2 separate regions of the Homo sapiens genome follow, and region 2 is linked to region 1. Evidence: chromatin loops called from intact Hi-C (ENCODE). Cell type or tissue: heart right ventricle. All regions are shown on one strand.

Region 1 (4,000 bases):
TGAAACCGTTAGTTCATTTAGGTAAACTTATCATAAATAACACCAAAAAAGAGAACCTAAGGAAAAGAAAGTTCATTTCAAACCAAGTCTACTTCACACTGAAGTATAACAAATACATTAATTGTATGAAAGGTCTTAGGGTTATTTTGAGAAAGAATAATCTCTCAACAGTAAATACTCAATTCTTATCATATTTATAGACCATCTTAGCTTCTTGAGTTAGCTTTTTCTTATAGTGGCCAGCCATCCACTAACATGTCACTATAAAAGGAAAGAACATTTATTTCTGTGAGAAGGCAACATGATCTCATGAAGCCCACACAAAATTTAGAGCCCACAGGTTCAAATTCAAGTTTCATCTCTACTTTGAAGAAGTCAGCTCACTTTAGAAAGTGATATTTTTCTAACTTGTAAAACAGGATAAAAACAATACATTCAATGCTTATACCCCTGGGTTGCAATTTAAGTTAAATTATGAAATGTAAAAGGAGTTTCTAAGGTACATGTGTTCTAATTACAATTACTGTATATAATTCACCAAGAATTATACAAATTAAAATTGACTTACACTCAAAATATGAGGTTGATTCTCTTCAATTCCCTGACTCGCCAGGTATAAAGTAAATGCAAGGCCAGGTGTGGTGGCTCACACCTGTAATCCTAGCACTTTGGGATTACAGTGGGAGGCTGAGGCAGGAGGATTGCTTGAGCCCAGGAGTTCCAGGCTGCAGTTAGCTATGATCGTGCCACTGTGCTTCAGCCTGAGTGGGTGACAGAGTAAGACCCTGTCTCTTAAAAAAATAAATAAATAAAACAGGCCAGGCGCAGTGGCTCACACCTGTAATCCCAGCACTTTGGGAGGCCAGGAGGTGGGTGGATTGCCTGAGATCAGGAGTTCGAGACCAGTCTGGTCAACATGGTGAAACCCCGTCTCTACTAAAGATACAAAAAAATTAGCCGGGCGTGGCAGCAGGCGCCTGTAATTCCAGCTACTTGGGAGGCTGAGGTGGGGGAATTGCTTGAACTAGGGAAGTGGAGGTTGCAGTGAGCCAAGATTGCGCCACTGCACTCTAGCCTGCGCGATAGAGTGAGACTCCATCTCAAAAAAAAAAAAAAAAAATTCCCCAAAGTAAATGCAGTCTCATGCTGGTTCTGTATTTTTATTAATACTATTCAAGACAGTATATTAATTAAATAAAGATTAGGGAAATACAGTGACTAATGTTACCTGCTTAGCTACTGTGTATTAGACTTTGTGCTGGGGCTTTACATGTGATGTCTTATCAGTCAACTGAGATGAAATATTGTGAGACAGGGATTAGTTCAAGTTTACAAATGTAGAAACTGGGCCCACAGTGGTTAAGTGACATTCCCAGGGCCACATGGATCTGTCTGTGTCCCAAGTCCAAGCTTTTTTCTGCTGCAGGATATCTTTTTGAGTAGCTATTTGGAGCTGCCCTTCAAAGTAATACAGTGGTGATGTCCTTTATCTTAAAGCTCAAAACTTATTTTTAATCTACTACTGCTAATATAAAAATAACTTTATTCATAGGTGGTTACAGGATCTTTTAAGTCAAAGAGCACCACCACCAGGATTTCTACTAAAACTCAAATACAATATAGAACAGGAAATGATTTCTAAATACCCAGGAAAGTAAAAGAGACAACTATTCAGCCAAACTATTGCTATTTCTAAGTATACAATATTCAAAGATAATATGGCATATGAAAGAAGAAAAGAAAATGTATCCTCTAGTTTGCTGCTAAGCCTGAGTTTCTAGGGAGCATTACAATATGTAATGTAGAAACCAGGACTTTCTGTACTCTGTTGCATTTCTCAATGAAAGGCAATCTGAGCTGCACCAGCTTTCCAAAAATATCACATGTGTTGGCGTGCTAAGATTCCTTAAACTGAAATTTGAATCAATGTTTTTTCTTTATAAAATTGGTTTCACAACTACCATGAGAAGTTTAAAATGTAATTCCCAAATACTATTTTGCTTTTAATTATTTAAATGATATGGGGAAAATTCATAAATTTGGCACATGAAAATACTCTAAAAGAATGTCAAGTTTTCATTTTTCTTTTTTAAATGATTACTAATATGGTTAACTTTTATTTTCTTTAAAAGATTACACCAGTCATCTTTTTACCGTATTATCTCTTGTACATTTAGAAGAGAAAATAAATCTTAGCGTTCAATTTATTTCTGAAACTCATAAAGACTTACTTTCTTACCTATTCCCTATTTAGTAATTCTGCATAACTTAATACTGTTACAAACAAGATTAACATTCGGACATTAAAAATAAACTGTATAGTATTTTAATAAAAGTTTGTAGCCAGTTACAAGTCAATAAAAACCCCAGTAGTTTCAGAAAGTTTCATCATGTATACAATTTATTAGTTTCACTATAGTGACTTCAAAATGAAAGACTATCACTTAGCATTTATTTAATACAATCCTGGATATGATACCAGTGATTAACAGGTCTTAAAATGCCCTGAATTTTGGCCTTGGCCTTTTACCATTGGAGTTTAAAGGTGCAAAATTATCAGTTAAATCCTGTGTTTCCTTTTTTATAAACAGAAGGCAAGGTCGAAGCACCATTTTCAAAACAATATTAATGTTCCTCAAATAGCAGACCTTTAGCAACAAGAAGATACACTCAGCAATGACTTTAGCATATGCTCACACAGTATGACTCAGACCATGAAGCATATTTGGAAGTCACATTAACAATGTGGATGCTGGAAACCAAATTCTAGTTTTCCCCACTTACCAGCTGAGTGACCCTCGGCAGTCAGCTTCTGCAGGCCTGAGTTTTCTCAACTGGAGTGAGCATAACAACACTGAAGTTTTAGGGTTGTTTTGATGATTAAGTGAAATGTTTGCAAAATGCTTGGCAGAGCAAGTACTCAATAAATACTTGTGAAAATGATGCTTATTATAATAATGTAATTTTTTTATATTGATTCTCAACCTAAGCTTTAGCAAAAGTAGCACTGATTCGCACAAGCAGGACAGAACATAAAAGGTATTGCCATAGCCTGTATCACCAAATAGAAAAAAATTATGATTAGTAGCAATTTGGTAAAGTTACTATTTATCTGGGTTGCATTAAACTGAAATATTTATCTGGAACTAAAATCTTTTTCACAAATGCCATTTGGGTTCATCTGGTTTAGACTTCTCTTTAAAAATACTAAAAACAATTCTATTAGCCTGGGACCTTATAAAAACAACAAAAATGAATAGGGGAGAATTAAATTCATGGAATTAATGGAACATGGAATGAGCTATATGCAGTTTTCTAACCAGTTAAATTAGGCACAAATATATATGCAAAAATATAACTATATAGCTAAATGCTTATTATTGACCCCTCATTTAGAAGAAGCAAAAGGTGATGTTTCCATCTGGTTCTGGTTATGTGGTTTTGGATTCTGTGCCATCCTGTAATCTCTTTCGATGCATCAGTGCTGGTCCTTGCTCTATACTGGGTAGTGCTGATTCAGGTTAGAATTGAGTAACACCTGTCTAATATTTTGAGTACTTAGAAATTTTAGTTTACTTGTTGATATTTGCTCAATGTAAAGTAAATCCAGTAGAGAGTTTTCATCAACTACTTGCCCCCAGCTCTAAAAACTTCATTCTGTTTACAATTAGGCAGGTTTATGAAGATTTCGAAATGTGACTCTTCTTTCATTTTAAAAATGCTGGGAGTAGCTTCATGCAAATTATTTCTATGACTGTCTTATTAAGTACTCTCCGCAGTGGTTTAGATCGGAACAGAACACTTTATAATCTGGAAATTCTCTTGAACACTCTCTTTCTATGGCTAAGCGACATGGATTTTAATATCTGACTCCAAGCAGCCACTCCACTCTTCCTAGCTCATCTTAGATAGTAGAATCGCAGCATTTTTTTCTGCCGGTCTGAACTCAGGCACGCTATTTGTTCATCTACTTACTCAAACATGTATTGTGTGTTTACTC
Region 2 (4,000 bases), 67 kb before region 1:
TATAAAGGAAAGGGAGATTTAATGGACTCACAGTTCCAAATAGCTGGGGAGGCCTCACAATCATGGTGGAAGGCGAAGGAGGAGCAAAGGCACATCTTACCTGGCCGCAGGCAAGAGAGTGTGTGCAGGGGAACTGCCCTTTATAAAATCATGGGATCTTGTGAGTCTTACTCACTATCATGAGAACAGCATGGGAGAAACCTACCCCATGATTCAATTACTTCCCACTGGGTCCCTCCCATGACACGTGGGGATTATGGGAGCTACAATTCAAGATGAGATTTGGGTGGTCAAACCGTATCTCATGCCTAAAGCAAGAAACAAGGAATCCCTAGCAATAGATTTTATTTGCAGTTTAGTTAAACAACAGGTGCAAGCATATCTTATGTCTGTTGGTAAAGAAGTGAAAATGGATCACAGAAGCTCTTTCAGAGGGAAAAAAAGAGTTAAATATGATAGCATCCAGAAGCATTAATAATCCAGATGTTTACAACTTCATAAAAATTGCCAAGTACGCATGGATACAATAGTCATTTTCACCAGGTGAAAAATGACCAGATGGTAGCACTTCAATTCTCTGGTGCCAACAATGCAGCCACAGGGGGATTGTTTTTTGAGTGGCTGTGCTATTGAAACATGTTTTATAAGTATTCTATATTTATCGTAGTATCTGCTGCACAGGACTTTACTAGCCATAGAATTGGTTGTTGGAATTGCTGAAAGTGTTTATGTTTGTGTTTTAACAATAAGGGCTTTGGGTTGGGAAACTGGAGACCTGACACTTTATCAGTGATTTCATGTTTGATCTATAGTTGATTTGGATGTGCTCTAATATTACATTTTGCCATTTTTCTATTGTTAATTTTGAAAAATAAGAAAATATTTTTGCTAATTATTTACTGGCCAAGCATACTGAATTCATGGTCTATAAAAAGTACAGAATAATAGCCCAGTCATTTAAAATCACATTTACAGGCTTTTAAGCATTATTAATTTATATGTAAATACAAAATTATTTTGTGAAAATTTAAGATACACATGGCTTAAATTTAGAGTCACATAAAGAATAACAATTAAAAATAGTTCTGTCCCAATTAGGAGAAATCAATCTTTTTCTTTTGCAAATAGTCTAATTAAAATATTCTATCAAAGGTTTATCCAAATGACACATCTAGTTGACACTGTATAAATGTAAAACTTACAGGTATTGATCAAACTTACCAATAAAATTGTTTCCCTTGAGATGCTAAAGCTGTTAACATATAATTTCTGAGTAAAAATATAATTACTAAAGAAAACAACAAATTTCTTCATGGATAAAGGCACGACATAAATGAGCACACAAAAGCATCCTCAGTGACCTTGAGGGTTAAGAGGCTTGAGATTGAATTTTCACATTTTAACCACAATTCAGTGCTTTTCATTTGACCAAAGTAAAAGGGCTAAGAAATATACCCAGAGCTTTTATAAAAAGCTGTTACAAACCAAAAGGGGAAGTTATATGTGTTTTAAAACACGGCAATAAATAGAGGAGTTAGATATTAACTGTAGTGTTCCAATCCTTTAATAGACTATGAGGATTTCTTATCCAAAATCAGTATATTTTTTGGAAAAAAAACCTTGTGAGCAATAGAATAAAATATCATTTATGAGAAGAAAGCAGCCCTGAGAAGCCATTTGAAGATATTAGTTTCAAACTTGGGCTAAGCATTTGAAGATTTTGAAGCAGCTTTCTATCAAGATGTGAATATTAGTAATTGCAGTCACTGTAGATTATACAAAGTGACTGAGGTGTTCCAGGAAGGCTGAAAAGAAACACTTCTATGGCTGGATTTTCATATCCATGAGGACAAGGGTTTTGTCATTTTTGTTACCAGATCCCCAGTGCTTCCTGGCTGGCTCATAGTAGGCCTTTAGTAACTGTGTTTGATAAGAAGATACAACCATAAAAAGAAGCTGTGTATGCTAATAAGATGGGGACAATAAGAAAGTTTTTATTTTAAATAAAGGATATTTTAAAAGGATAATTTTAAGTTCAATCCCTAGGCTTTCAGTTTAAGATACTATTATAGTAAATTAAAAGAATGATTTTAACATCCTGGGGCTTTTCTGATTCTGGAATAAATTTCTTTATTTTCTGTCAAAGAGAGCACACAAAATACATTTGTTTAGGAAGTTCTAGTGAGGGGATTTTTTCATCAGAAGAGTTTTCACAACTAGCAAATCCAGCCTGTTTACACAGGCAGACTCCACAAGCTGGGCTGTTGCACACTCATCTTTGTCCATTTGGGAATGAGTGATTGAGGCTGGAGTGGGGTTGGGAGGATGCAGGGGGAGACAGAATGTGTATGGAAATGTCTTTTGCTTCTGAACTGTGGCTTTTTCAGTGTTCCCTTCTCTGTACCTTTCCCTTCCCTCTGCCCACTGCAGTGTGGCTGCTGCCTGTAATCCCCAGACTTCCTCTGTCATAATAAAGGGAGGTCTGTGGTGACAGAATGGTCACTATTTATGACCTACACTTTCTGCAGCTCTATCTTCTTTATGTCAAGGGGTGTCCCGAGGGTAGCTTTTCATTCCTTGTCTGTTGGCCATTGTTACTAGCTAGAAATTTTCTGTGAAACTTCAGAAGTGTTATGAGCTTGAGAGGCATACACTTGGGGGGTCTTGAGACTGCTTCTACATCTCCTTCTCAGCCTATGAAAACCGCCTGTTTTGATTTGGAGCTGGAGTGTCCTTGTTTCCTTTCCTCAGGCAGGAGTAGAAGGAAGATATCCTTTGGGCATTCTCATTTTAGCCAAATCATCTCCTTGTGGAAACATTCTTATCACAAGAAAGTAGGATCTATTATATTATGAGCAAGCTTTTCTTGGTAATTTTGCATTATCAAATTGGCTTTTGGGTTTGGCTTCAGGTAAAACAAATTGAGAGTGCTATGCCATTGGACTCACTTACTCAGTTTGCTTTTCCTTACCTCGATCACTCATTAGTCCCAAAAAACAGAGGAAGCCTCAACTATGGATTAACACCATGAACTTGATTAGAATAATGAACTCTTGGCACATAGTTCAAACATAGTTCAAGTGAGCACATTCTTTTTTTTTTTTCCCTGATTAGGTGATGTTTTAACTGTCTTTGTAGTGCATCTGCTTCTCTTTCCACTTAGCACCCATACCACATTTGTGGTAGAGTGACGATATATGCTGTTCAATTGCATAGCTGCTTCTCCTGGGCAGGGCTAGGGAAAGTGAAGGGGGAGATTAAGTTGCATGTGGCTAGCTCAGTTGTTATTAAACGCTGCCTGACTGATGCCTGATGTCTGCAGAGGATTTTCTTTGGAATTTGATCAATGGAGTGCTGGACAGTGAGGACAGCAAATGGCCATTTTATCTCCTGTCTTTAAAATAAAATATGCCCTCTCTGAAGGACAGTCTATGCTGGCTCTCAAGTTTAAATGTGAACGGACAGTGTGCTCCTTACCTTTGAAGGCAGACACAAGTTTATCCCATTGATGGTCATGATGCTTTGTGGAAGGAATCAGCTTTTGTTACGAGCTCAAAATTCAGCCAGAATTATATCTCTGCTGGAGGTTTGATGGGAAGAGCCTTTTAATGTGGTGCATGCATCATTTCAATGGCTGTGAGCTCCTGGAATTGGAACCTGGTGCCTTGTCTGTGCAGAGGTCAGCTGGTGAGTATGAGCTACTCTCTTTCCTCAGAGAACTGATACCAATTATTTTCCATTCAAATAGAAATCATAGTTAAGTTTGAGCAACACAAGTATACAAGAAGGAAAGATTTTAAAAACATCAATTTCTCATCAGCTTACTACTGAATAAGCTAGTTATAAAGAGGCAAAGTTACCACTCTGTGTAGGAATGTCTAATCTGCCTAGCTTTCTTAAAAGGATTATGTGCTACTATCTCCTATGGGAGCAATCTGTTCCTTAATTAAGGAAAAGAGAAATAAAAATCACACACTACGAATGGACTTGTGATGAGTTT

Evidence for each region. A loop is a pair of places that touch in the nucleus more often than their neighbours do. Peaks named below come from ENCODE experiments on the same cell type or tissue, not always from the same donor. Only the 100,000 strongest peaks of a DNase experiment are listed, where the experiment ranks them.
Region 2: a loop joins it to region 1, with 2.9 times the contacts of the local background. A loop is called at or near these places in 13 of 110 quality-filtered maps.

The regions. Positions count from the first base shown.
Region 1 is chr4:113,177,470-113,181,469 of GRCh38, forward strand. All of the region lies in intron 2 of ANK2 (ankyrin 2), which reads left to right. Among named protein-coding and RNA genes, the nearest start is that of MIR8082, 27 kb to the left of the region's middle. In heart right ventricle, a CTCF peak has its summit at 1,563; no DNase peak of the experiment used is centred here; H3K27ac peaks cover 1,970 bases.
Region 2 is chr4:113,110,093-113,114,092 of GRCh38, forward strand. All of the region lies in intron 1 of ANK2 (ankyrin 2), which reads left to right. Among named protein-coding and RNA genes, the nearest start is that of MIR1243, 5.2 kb to the left of the region's middle. In heart right ventricle, no CTCF peak of the experiment used is centred here; no DNase peak of the experiment used is centred here.